Linked DNA regions of Homo sapiens: regions 1 and 3 are each linked to region 2. A link is a contact called in ENCODE Hi-C or POLR2A ChIA-PET data. All regions are on one chromosome and are shown on one strand. Each heading gives the region's core, a stretch centred on a gene start or an enhancer-like site at or near the end of the contact. The rest is flanking DNA. Distances are from core to core; before and after follow the strand shown.

Region 1 (4,159 bases), core at 1,585-4,084, 450 kb after region 2:
GGTGATCCACCCACCTCGGCCTCCCAAAGTGCTGGGATTATAGGTGTGAGCCACCACGCCCAGCAACAATTATTATTTTCATGCGATAGCATCTATTGGCCTCCTCCTATAGCGACCAATGCAAAGAAGAGCAAATAAATCACTGCTTTGTTCACCTGTTAGCCTCAGAGCATAGCCAAATTCCTAGCACATATTAGGCAATCAAAAATATTTCTTGAATGAATAATCAAACAAATGAATAAATAGTTCCTAACATGTTTTAAAATAAGTTATTAACCTTGTGGCTAGCTGCAACATTTCCCTCTTTCCTGTATCTTGTTTTTAATTAATAGGTTATTTTTCCTAACAGTAAATGTATTATGTTGTTGAAATTTTGGATACGACACAGAAAAGTGCAAAGGAGAAAATATAAAACCACACATACCCTAAGGCCCAGAAGCAACCTCTGGTAATGTATTGGTATCCTTCCAGAGCTCTTTTCAATGCATATATAGTACATCCTCCCATATTATAAATCTATGGCTATTAGTCTATAGTCATGTGCTGTGTAACAACGTTTCCATCAATGACAGACTGCATCTAGGAAGGTGGTCCCATAAGATTATAATGGAGCTGAACATTTTCTGTTACCTAGTGGCATCATAGTTGTAGTATGTTGTAGCACAACACATTACTTGCATGCCCTTAGTGATGGTGGTGTAAACAAATCTATTGCACTGTTAGTCATATAAAAGCATAGCACATACAATTATGTACAGCATACAATGCTTGATAGTAATAAGTGACTTTGTTATTGTGTTTATTATACTATACCTTTTATTTTTATTTTAGAGTGTTCTCTTTCTACTTATGTATTTTTTAAAAAGTTAACTGTAAAACATCCTCAGGCGTGTCCTTCAGGAGGTATTCCAGAAGGTGTTGTTGTCATAGGAGGTGACAGCTCCATGCACGTTACTGCCCGCCTCTCCCTGCGAGGTAAGACATAGAGATGGAAGACAGTGATACTGGTGATCATGCATGTTACTGCCCCCGTCTCCCTGCGAGGTAAGACATAGAGATGGAAGACAGTGATATTGATGATCCTGACCCTGTGTAGACCTGGGCTAGTATGTGTGTTTGTGTCTTTGTTTTTAATGAAAAGTTTAAAAACTAAAAATAAAAATTGTTAAAAATAGAGAAAAACGTATAGACTAAGAATATAAAGAAAGAAAATATGTTTGTACAGTTAGACAATGTGTTTTAGACTAAGTGTTATTACAAAGGAATCACAAAGTTTAAAAAAAATTAAAATATTTTTAAACTAAAAATGTTACAGGAAGCTAAGTTTAATTTATTATTGAAGAAAGAAAAAATGTGGCCGGGCACAATGGCTCACTTCTGTAATCCCAGAGCTGTGGGAGGCTGAGGCGGGTGGATCACGAGGTCACGAGATCGAGACCAGCCTGGCCGACATGATGAAACCCCCGTCCCTACCAAAAATATAAAAAATTAGCCGGGCGTGGTAGCGCGCACCTGTAATCCCAGCTACTCAGGAGGCTGAGGCAGGAGAATTGCTTGAGCCCAGGAGGTGGAGGTTGCAGTGAGCCGAGATTGTGCCACTGCACTCCAGCCTGGGCAACAAAACAAGACTCTGTCTCAAAAAAAAAAAAGTTTAATAGATTTAGTGTAGCCTAAGTGTACAGTGTTTATAACGTCTACAGTAGTGTAGAGCAATGTCCTAAGGCCTTCACATTCACTCACTCAATCATTGACTCTCCCACAGCAACTTCTAGTTCTGCAAGCTCCATATACAAGCATAGCATTTTTATCTTTTGTATCATATTTTTACTGTAACTTAACATTGTATTACAATAGCCAGCAGTATTTAGTACAGTAACATGCTGTACAGGTTTGTGGCCTAGGAGCAATAAACTATAGCCTGGGTCTGGAAGGCTATAACATCTAGGTTTGTGTAAGCACAATCCGATATTTACACAATGACAACATCACCTAATGACACATTTCTCAGAACACATCCCCATCATTGTTAAGCGGCACATGATTGTATTTTAATATAGTCTCTGAAAGTGGCAGTGCTCTGGGAACACTTATATATAAGGTCGCCAATATCTGGTATGAATGAGTGAGTTTGTCAAAGTGTTTTTACCATTGACTGAAAAGATCTACAGAACCTGAAACTCAAGAGTCATCAGGGGCAAATGGAAAACATTTTTGAGAAGGAGGAAATGAAGCTCAACTTTACCCATTTTAAAATTGAGGCTGGGCGCAGTGGCTCACGCCTGTAATCTCAGCACTTTGGAAGGCCAAGGCTGGTGGATCACCTGAGGTCAGGAGTTCCAGACCAGTCTGGCCAACATGGTGAAATCCCATGTCTATAAAAATACAAAAATTAGCCGGGCGTGGTGGCGAACATCTGTAATCCCAGCTACTTGGAAGGCTGAATCACTTGAACCTGGAAGGCGGAAGTTGCAGTGAGCCGAGATCGCACCACTGCACTACAGCCTGGGCGACAAGAGCAAAACTCTATCTCAAAAAATAATAAAAAATAAAATAAAATAAATGGAGCCACAGCTGGCCTTGATGATGAACATCAAGTCAGTATGGCTTAGTGCAGAATCCTAATAACAATGGTCCTGTCTTGCTAAAGAAGTAAAGCAAGCAAAGACCCCATAATATTACCTGCATTTATATGTAAGAAGAAGGACAAAGAGGTTTTTTTTTTTTCTCAAAAGTTGTTTTAAGATTCATAGGCATCCAGCTTTCACTTTTAAAATTAATGTTAACTTGTTTCCACAAAAAGTGTGAGGAAATGAGTCAGGAAACAGTAAAAGGGCGGAGTGGGAGAGTGGGGGAGAGAGAGAAAAGAGACAGAGAGAGAGAGAGAGAGAGAAACTCATCTGAGGAATAAGGCAGGGTGATTACGTCTGAGTGGTTTTACTATCCTACGCCTGGATTTCCTGAGACGGAAAATTCCAGGAATAGGAGCTGCCTTGAGAGCTTCCTATTGGCATTCTTTCCTATTAATTTGGCTTTTCGCAAGTTATTAGGCAACTTAAGCTGTTTAACTTTAACAATGTTCTGTTTTTCTGTGGTTTCTGGATTATGTAATACCTAACCAAAGAATAAACAACCAAAGAAAATAACTTTTACTTCATACTTTGGCAAGTGTATTCAAAAGGCAAAGATCTAGATCTGAGAAACAGTTTGGTAAAAGTTAAGGTGCAATCAGAAAACTAAGTGTCACAGAAATGAACTTATTGGCCACTCAGGGAGGTTTTCAAGGTGATATATTTTCAGTGAAATGAATCATACATGTTTGTACGGTCACTGGTCAAAGTGAAGGTTACTCGGTAGAAAAGCAATGTTGTTTTGATTGTACTAGTCTGATGGTGAGAATGCCCCTGAATTCAAATTAAAGAAATGTTTATTGCTGGTGCCTACAGCACTGATATATGACTTTGTTTTGCAGTTGAACTCAGGTCACCTTTCTTGCTATTGGGAACTTATTTTTCAACCCAGAAGATAAAAGAACAGATGATTTAACTGATATTAAATAGAGGCTCTTATTACCTTTTGTGTGGTCACATTTTGACCTGAATTGAACCTATGAGAAATGTAAACAAAACTGTATATACGTTTAAATGTGAAGTGAATTCTTCAGGCAGAAAGCACAAGGTTATAGCCATAATGTAGAAGAAAAAACAATAAAAAGGCAACCCCAAAGCAGGTACCACCCTCATAACTGGTTTGATTTATGTGATCTTGGAGATGATTGCCACATATAAAATGCAGATAATAATAAATATTTATCTACCTGCCTCATGGAGACTCACACGAAGTACTGATGGGCGCTACTTTCACAGTAATTTGCCTTCTTTTCACCTTAACCTTGCTAAGCGTTATGCTAAGTGCATTGTATTTTATATCTATTCTTCTCAACTATTCTGCAACCTGAGTGTCCTCTCTCTCCTCTCTCTTTCTCTTTTTTTCCTCTCTTTCTCTCTCTGTCTCTCTCATAGAAGAAGAAATTAAAACTCAGAGACTATAAGTAATTTTTTTCAAGGTGTAAGTGAATGATTGGAGATCACAAGACTGAGAACAATAGACTATTCTTTATGAGGAAATACAGGCTTTGGATTGATTCTCTTTTCATTTGGTT
Region 2 (3,946 bases), core at 1-2,500:
ATTTCTTCATTTGTAAAGGGTAGTTGATTTCAAGAATGGATTCATGATCACATCTCCGTGGTGTGTTGGGGGACAGTGTGGATGTGGTACAGCCTTGACCAAAATGCCTGAGTCCTGTGATAGATTTGGCCAGCTCAGATACACATCTGTCTAGGAAAGAAGGAACCCAGACCAAGAAGATGAGTGTTAGTCAGGGTGGTTTCTACTGAGACTTTTTGACTAAGATGAAAATGAGTTACAGTGCGGTTATCCAGAGATCACACATCTGGCCTGCTCAGCTACCTTCACAGCTGATGATCAGCTGGTGGTGAAAAGGAAGACTGCACAAAGCGCACGAGGAACTTCTGAAACTGTACTCAGGGACTCCTCTCTGTGTGTGTATGTAACTGACAATCTGGCCGCTCAGCCCAAAGAAAATTTAAGACAGCAAATTTAGGAAAAGGCCCTGAGACTGGAGGGAGTGTGGTTAATGAAGAAAAGAGAAAGAAAAAAAAACATTAAAATTAAGCATAAGAACTTATTGGGAGGCCGAGGCGGGCGGATCACAAGGTCAGGAGTTCGAGACCAGCTTGGTCAACATAGTGAAACCCCGTCTCTACTAAAAATACAAAAAATAGTTGGGCATGGTGGCACGTGCCTGTAGTCCCAGCTACTCGGGAGGCTGAGGCAGGAGAATAGCTTGAACCCAGGAGGCGGAGTTTGTGGTGAGCTGAGATCACGCCACTGCACTCCATCCTGGGCAACAGAGTGAGACTCTGTCTCAAAAAAAAGAAAAAAAAAAAGTAGAGGTGGGGTGATAATAGCTCTGTATATGTAAGGTCAAAATGTTTCAGTAACATCCTCATCCATCACCTTATGACTGAATACAGTATTCTTATAAACTGTCCTGAAATCCCTAAGAAAAAAGCTGTGGCCAGCCTGCTCTTTAATGAAGAACATGTGTAATTTCCATTCGCAATCATTACAAACAAATAGAGTAAGCTTTAGTTCTTAAAGTTAACTGTATGGATGAAAGCCTTCCACATCCATTGCTTCCTCTTTTAATTCCATTGAAAAGCCTTGTCGGCTTTCATCAGGTAGGTATTCCTGAGGTCTCCTCACAGCTGAGTTGAGCCACCCTGTTGAGAGTTAAGTCCACGTGTAGTTTTGTCTCAGTTACTGGTTAAAACAGAGGAGGTTCACTTTTGGGTTGCTGTGACTATAGAGTGATGACTGCTCATGACAAGCCTTCCCAGGCCTCCTGGCCTGACTTAACCTGCTTTAACTGTTGATGGTTTTGCAATGTGGTTTCCCCACTTCACAACCTGAATCTGTGACTTTCTACTGGGAACACTCACTACGTTTCCCTTTTCATGCCTGGGGAATAACCAAAAAGATACTACTGTGAACGCTAAGTTTTATGTTTTCATGCTTTTATGCTTTTCCTCCTTGCCTTTTCTCTAGTCTGTTTTCTATGGAGCATAGACTAAGTCATTTCTATTTTATGATCATTTTAAGGGACAGCTTGGCAGGCAGTTGGCTTTTAAGTAGTTGGGCAGTTCCTTGCCTCGAAATAATTCATTTCTTTGTATGTCTCTTGCATTCTAGGCAAATAAAAGTACTCTCTGTGTGTGCATGGAGCACAGAAATGGGGATTTAAACATCGTTGGCTGCATGTAGGCCCCATCTAGCTGAATCTGTTACCTTATATTCTTGTCAGGATGAAGTCTGGTTTATCTCTGGTGAAACTGTTAGGGATTACAAAGAAGGCCTTGGATTCTTTTTTTTTTTTTTTTTTTGAGACGGAGTCTTGCTCTGTCACCCAGGCTGGAGTGCAGTGGTGGGATCTCGGCTCCCTGCAAGCTCCGCCTCCCGGGTTCACGCCATTCTCCTGCCTCAGCCTCCCAAGTAGCTGGGACTACAGGCGCCCGCCACTGCGCCCGGCTAATTTTTTTGTATTTTTAGTAGAGACGGGGTTTCACCGTTTTAGCCGGGATGGTCTCGATCTCCTGACCTCGTGATCCGCCCGCCTCGGCCTCCCAAAGTGCTGGGATTACAGGCGTGAGCCCCGCGCCCGGCCGAAGGCCTTGGATTCTAGCAAGCTGGTGGCTGAGGGAAAAGATCAGCAATACTGGTTATGGCTAAGTGAGACTGCTGGGCTCACAGTGGCCTTTATTCACTTTTATTATTTCTTCTGTTTTCTCCATGATCAACGGTGTGACTGTTGGGTGGTTGAATTGAAACTTAGGAGTGTATGATGTTCATATGTTCCCACTTGATCTTTCTCAGGAGTGTTTGTACATACAGCCTCCCTGTCTCCCCTTCCTCCATCCCTTCCCAGTCATTTCTAGTAACCACTGAACACTGTATGAGGTGGAAAGTCCATCACGTAGTAGAGAAAAAGATTCAGGCATCTCACCTAAAGTTGTCTATGAAGTTTTCAAAAGCAAATATAATGATCTCCTTGTGCCAGTGGACTTCTTTGGTTTATTTGGGGGGTAAAATGCCTTATGAAAAGAGATGGTTTTGCACATCTGTGTCAGTCCCCATACTCTTCTATCCTACTTCTGTAAGGCCTTTGTGGGCCTGGGTCTGGGGGATCCATCTACCTTATCCCACACTTGCAGAACCTGGAGTTAATGCCCTGCTTAGGACTTGACACCTGTGCTTAAGGGTGCTATTTAGCGGGGTTGGATTGCTATGTCTCATTGACAGCGGTCCTGTTAGTTAACACAATGCCTACCAGAAGGTTAGAGTTGTTAGTGTTAGATGTGTTGTTGGTGTTCAGACATTCTTCGGTACTAGAGACAGGAGACCAGGAATGCCTAAATATTGTACCAGATCACAACTGTCTTCTCTTACTCAGTTCAACCTCCCCATTCCCTCACAGGACTCACACAAGAAACAATGAGAAATAGGAACAAAGTAGCACCATTATTTGGATTTGAGCTGCAAATCCAAGTGTTCAAAACTTTGGTTAGATGGGTTGGACCACATGGAGTATAGACAGCTTCAGCCCAAAGCAGGTCCTAAGGACCCTCATCTCCCTCCCATTTGAACTCTCTAAACCTGTATCATTATTTACTGTACGCTGGCCTAATAGAAGGACCTATGGAGGCTGAAGGGACCTAGAGTGAGGCCCTGAAATGGGTTTACTCCTCTTGCCTTGTTGGATAAGAGAGAAGAGGTTCTATCCTTAGGCTCACCTGTAAGATGTCAGAGCTATGCCAAGCAGGAGAGGGCTTTGGCACTCGCTAATGTAGCAGAGGGGATGCAGAGAAGACAACAGAGCCACAGTCTGCACCACAGCCTCAATAGCAAGTGCCCAAGGAGGAGGGAAGAAAAGGTGAAATTGCTTCTCCACCCTTAGATCCTTATACTCAGACCCCCTAATGTAAATAACCACCCTGTTAATCCAACCTGCGATTTTGAAGAAACATTAAATAAGACATCATACTTAGCACTTTGGGAGGCCGAGGTAGGTGGATCACCTGAGGTCATGTCAGGAGTTCAAGACTGGCCTGGCCAACATGGCGAAACCCTGTCTCTACTAAAAATATGAAAATTAGGCGGGCATAGTGGTGCGTGCCTGTAATCCCAGCTACTTAGGAGGTTGAGGCAGGAGAATCGCTTGAACCTGGGAGGTGGAGGTTGCAGCGAGCTGAGATCATGCCACTGCACTCCAGCCTGGGCAACAGAGTGAGACTCCATTAAAAAAAAAAAAAAAAAAAAAGATAGGCCTGTGTAATGTCATCAATTTGAGAAAATAGCCATTTTTCTCTTATGCATTATTAGTAAGATAAAGTATATTAGGAATGAAATTGAAATAGACATTAGATTTCTTCTCCATCATTTGACCTGTTCATAGTTCAAACAATTAAGTCATGATAGTGTCAACAGGGATTATCTTAATTTTAATTGTAAAAGAATCTGTTTTCTTTCATGAGGATAAACTATCAGGCTTTGG
Region 3 (4,083 bases), core at 1,269-3,768, 490 kb after region 2:
AAGATGGCCGCCTACCCCTTCCTCTGAGAGCTCCCTCTCAGGGATGTGTAATGCTGCTACCAGCAGCTGGCTAGAGTTCCAAGCCAGTGGGTCTTATCCTGTGACCTCTGAAGTGCTATGGAAGTGAGGCCTGCAGATCATCGCTGCTCAGCCCCCTGGATTCAGCCCCTTTCATAGGAGTAGGTATGGGGGTCTAACCTCCCACTTGGCTGGAGTAGCAGTTACTTTTGCCAGGAAGCCAGGATATCTAAGGCTCCTGGGGCTCCGTGTGTACCTGAGCGGCTGCTCTGCCAAGACTCCCCATAGCTCTGTGTATCTGACTGAAGGCCCTAGTGGAGTGGGTTCATGAGGGGATCTCCTGACCCAAGAGTAGCAACGATCCATGGGAGAAGCATTGGTCCGCAGGGTCGCTCATTCACTCACGGCTTCCCTGGATGGGGAGGTTCCCCTGGCTCCATGTTTCTCCCGTGTGGGCGGTTGTCCTGCCCTGCTTTTCTCCATTCTCCATGGGTCAGGTTGTTTTCTTGATGAATTCCAACATGTGTATCTGTATGTTTCGGTTGAAAGTGCAGTATTTACTCGCCCCATCTATTTCTCTCTGTGAGAGCAGTACACACTAGCTGCTTCTGGTTGAGCGTAAGAAAAATAAATGCCCTTTTAATGTGTTTGCTAGAAGATAGAAAACATTGCAAAGAACAGAGTAGAATTCATATTCTTAAAAACAAATATGAAAACTTATTCTACTTTCCTTCTTTACCAATGAAAATAAACATATTTATTGTCCTCAATGCACTTTTTTCTTTGAAATAATAACTCCTCAGAAAGACCGTTGCAGTTAAGAATATCAGCTGTCACACAGAGCTAAATCCTTTTAATTGTGAATTTTTTCCCCACAAAGCATGATGAACTACGTCTTGACAGGGCAGGCAAAGTATTAAAGTAAAATATTTTTCCCCACATTTTATTTTTCTTTTCTTTCTTTCTTTCCTTTTTTTTTTTTTTTTTTTTTTTGAGATGGAGTTTCACTCTTGTTGTCCAGGCTGGAGTGCAATGGCGTGATCTCAGCTCACTGCAACCTCCACCTCCTGGGTTCAAGCAATTCTCCTGCCTCAGCCTCTGGTGTAGCTGGGATTACAGGCACACGCCACCACGCCTGGCTAATTTTTGTATTTTTAGCAGAGATGGGATTTCACCACATTGGCCAAGCTGGTCTCAAACTCCTGACCTCAGTGATCCATCTGCCTCAGCCTCCCAAAGTGCTGGGATTACAGGTGTGAGCCACTGCGCCCAGCCCCCATTTTCTGAGGTGAAATGAAGGAAGAGTTAATCATTCATGCTCCTTTTCTTGGGTTCAGCTGCCATCCTTACTTACCTCTGATGGAGGACTAGGGATTTCTGGGACTTGAACTCCTGTTATAGAAGGTCAGATTAGCCTTAAGCTGAACAGCAGCAGCTACCTGGGCCTTTCTCCCCTGAATAAAAGTTCTGAAGATCTAAAATGAAAATATGAAAGGAAAGAAATTATCAAGTTCTGTCTACTAAATATCTCAGTGGATTTCCTACCTCAACTGGTAGATTTGTCTTAAGGCCTTTGTTTGGAGTGTTTTCCTACAAGTCTCAAAGTCTAACAAAAGCAGGCGTTCCCGGTCAAGCTCTGCCAAATTCACCACGTGACCTAGGACCTGAAGTGAACTTTCGTTTCTCCTGTTCTCTCTCTTTCCGACCTTCCCTCCCCGCCAAGGCAATGCAGACAGGGACTCAATATATTATTTTGAGTTCTCCATAGGAAAAGAATTATTATTAAAACAATAAGCTCTCAAGATAAATACCTTTATATAATGTATATACATTCATATATACATGAGTATATACTAGCTTTCATATCTGTATTCTTTTTTTTCTTTCTCACCCAGAACTCAAGAAGACATGCCTGTATCCCTTTTTTTTTTCTCTTTTGAGATGAAGTTTCACTCTTGTTGCCCAGGCTGGAGCGCAATGGCGCAATCTCAGCTTACTGTAACCTCCACCTCCTGCATTCAAGCAATTCTCCTGCCTCAGCCTCCTGAGTAGCTGGGATTACAGGCGCCCACCACCACGTCTGGCTAATTTGTGTATATTTAGTAGAAATGGGGTTTCACCATGTTGACCAGGCTGGTCTTGAACTTCTGACCTCAGGTGATCCACCCGCCTCGGCCTCCCAGTGTGCTGGGATTACAGGCATGAGCCACCGCACCCGGCCCAACATGTCCGTATTCTCAAAGCTATAGAGGTGTCTTTGCTATTTTGTTCTCTTAGGTAAGAACCGGGTCCTCACCTTACACTTTATTCCTCAGGTGAAGAGACTCTGTGTGTGTCCATTCAGGGAAGCATGAGAGCATTTGATTTCAGCTGAGCAGGTTTAGTCATCTAGGAGCTGCTCTCTTAAGTGTTTAACACAATCGTTAACTAACTAAAACTTGCAGGAAATTAATCTGGAATTTCCCAGTAATTACATGTTTTAGATAAGTTTTTGAATTGAGTCCAAGATGATGTGATAGTGCATGTTCATAATTAACTAAGAAACTGAGAAAAGCTTTCTTAATCTAAAAACAAAGCCAAAAATCTTTCCATGCAAGGAAAGAAAATCTTAATTGATTAACTCATTAATAGAGCAGGGAAAAGAAAACAAAAGCAAAAGCAAAAAAACTAACTTGAGATATAGCTGAACTCATAATGTGTATTTGTTTTTATTTCCAGTTGCTGCTTACCATTAGCTGTGCAAGACCAAAGGATTTTGTGCTTTCTCTTGCCTAGTAATTGTTCAGTCCAAAATTTAACCATGTTGTTTTTGTGTTATTACCAGGAGCAAGAGGACATGTGTATTGGTGAGAGAAGAGGGGTGAGGAGTCAGGGATAAGATGAATCTGATTAACTTCAGGGGTTATTAGAATAAATCTTGTAGGCTTGGAGAATCTTGTAGGCTTGGAGAATCTAGAGTTCTATGAGAAATGGTAAGCAGACTTCATAAATCCTGTCTGCGTTGCTGCTATGATCTTGGCCTTCCCCTGACATACTCCCAAGAAATAGAAACGAATAGAAATAGAAATCTAATAGAACTAGAAATAGAAATATTTCCCAAGAAATAGAAAGTAAAACTGACAAAGCCAATGCAAAGAAATCAGTTCGGAAGCTGTTAATTTTCACACGATCTGTGTTCAGTAACCGCCCTCTATCGGCTCTCCTGAATAGCACACTATATGGGACGGAGAATCTGAAAGGCCTTTTTGCTGGTTTTCTTACTAACAGAGAGTTCATAAACCAGGATCTTCTTCAGCCTCCAAGGTAAGGAAATGTGTGATCTCCAAGCTCCCTCTTGTATGTATTGTGAACGCCACTGTCAGAAGAGAAACACCAAAGTTATTCACCTGGAAATGTTGCAGTATGAAGACCATGTATTTGATGGAGAGGTTATTTAAATGGTAACTTTGTTAATGAATTTCTTTGCTAACTTTCCCTGCTTTATTTTCATGCCAAAAACCAGAGAGGTACAGAGAACAGAACTCGGCACCACAGTCTAAAAGTGTTAAGTTTCAGGCACAACACTGCTGTTTTTGAGCTGTGGGTCCTCAGACAAGCCATTTTAGCTTTCCGAGCCTCAGTTTCCCACTTGCCTGCTTCTTCACCACTTCCTGGGGTGATAAGAGAAGACCAAATGATATGTTTGTGAAGGTGCTTTGCCACTCATGTACCCTATGCAGACCCTATTATTAGTAGTACTTTATAAAAGTAAGACATCATTTTCTCATTTACAGGACTGAGGATTAGAAAGAATAATGCTGGGTTTCTGGCTGCCTCCGCTTTTGAGGGCCTAGGAGGCATTCTGACCTAAAGAGAGTAGGCAGTGGAGTCAGACATAAATGTAAACACTGTTAGTGTGACCTTTGCAGATCATCTGTCTGCCCTGTGCTTCTATTATGCTATCTATCTGCAAAGTAAAGAACTTCTTTACAAAATGCCTCATACAAGTGTGAATACAACAAACAAGCTCCATCTCTAAAGTTCTTCATAGAAAACAGAATTATAAGACGCACTCAGTATCCAAGG

The links. Hi-C counts contacts between places; a loop is a spot of excess contacts on that map. ChIA-PET counts read pairs that join two places held with the same protein, here RNA polymerase II (POLR2A). Pooled maps may share reads with other maps.
Region 1: a loop to region 2 is called in a pooled map, with 5 times the contacts of the local background. The contact joins two enhancer-like sites. A Hi-C loop is called at or near these places in 5 of 50 pooled maps. POLR2A ChIA-PET finds 5 or more read pairs at or near these places in 2 of 52 experiments (activated CD4-positive, alpha-beta T cell and activated naive CD4-positive, alpha-beta T cell).
Region 3: a loop to region 2 is called in a map of naive thymus-derived CD4-positive, alpha-beta T cell, with 2.2 times the contacts of the local background. The contact joins the promoter of LINC02068 here to the enhancer-like site in region 2. A Hi-C loop is called at or near these places in 2 of 168 maps with a recorded cell type or tissue (both naive thymus-derived CD4-positive, alpha-beta T cell), 12 of 37 single-sample maps with no recorded cell type and 12 of 50 pooled maps. POLR2A ChIA-PET finds 5 or more read pairs at or near these places in 1 of 52 experiments (T-cell).

The regions. Positions count from the first base shown.
Region 1 is chr3:172,560,102-172,564,260 of GRCh38, forward strand. LINC02068 (long intergenic non-protein coding RNA 2068) reads right to left here. Exons shown (of 4, transcript NR_146714.1): 4 at 800-968. Among named protein-coding and RNA genes, the nearest start is that of LINC02068, 33 kb to the right of the region's middle. Within about 2 kb of position 2,835, at least 17 of the 41 ENCODE cell types and tissues checked have a DNase peak (open chromatin) inside an H3K27ac peak, as active enhancers do.
Region 2 is chr3:172,107,406-172,111,351 of GRCh38, forward strand. The region is part of intron 1 of FNDC3B (fibronectin type III domain containing 3B); the gene reads left to right. Among named protein-coding and RNA genes, the nearest start is that of FNDC3B, 70 kb to the left of the region's middle. Within about 2 kb of position 1,251, at least 4 of the 41 ENCODE cell types and tissues checked have a DNase peak (open chromatin) inside an H3K27ac peak, as active enhancers do.
Region 3 is chr3:172,593,089-172,597,171 of GRCh38, forward strand. It overlaps LINC02068 (long intergenic non-protein coding RNA 2068), which reads right to left and starts at 2,519. Exons shown (of 4, transcript NR_146714.1): 1 at 2,315-2,519; 2 at 1,373-1,493. RefSeq lists enhancers at 1-60, 123-262 and a silencer at 3,031-3,325.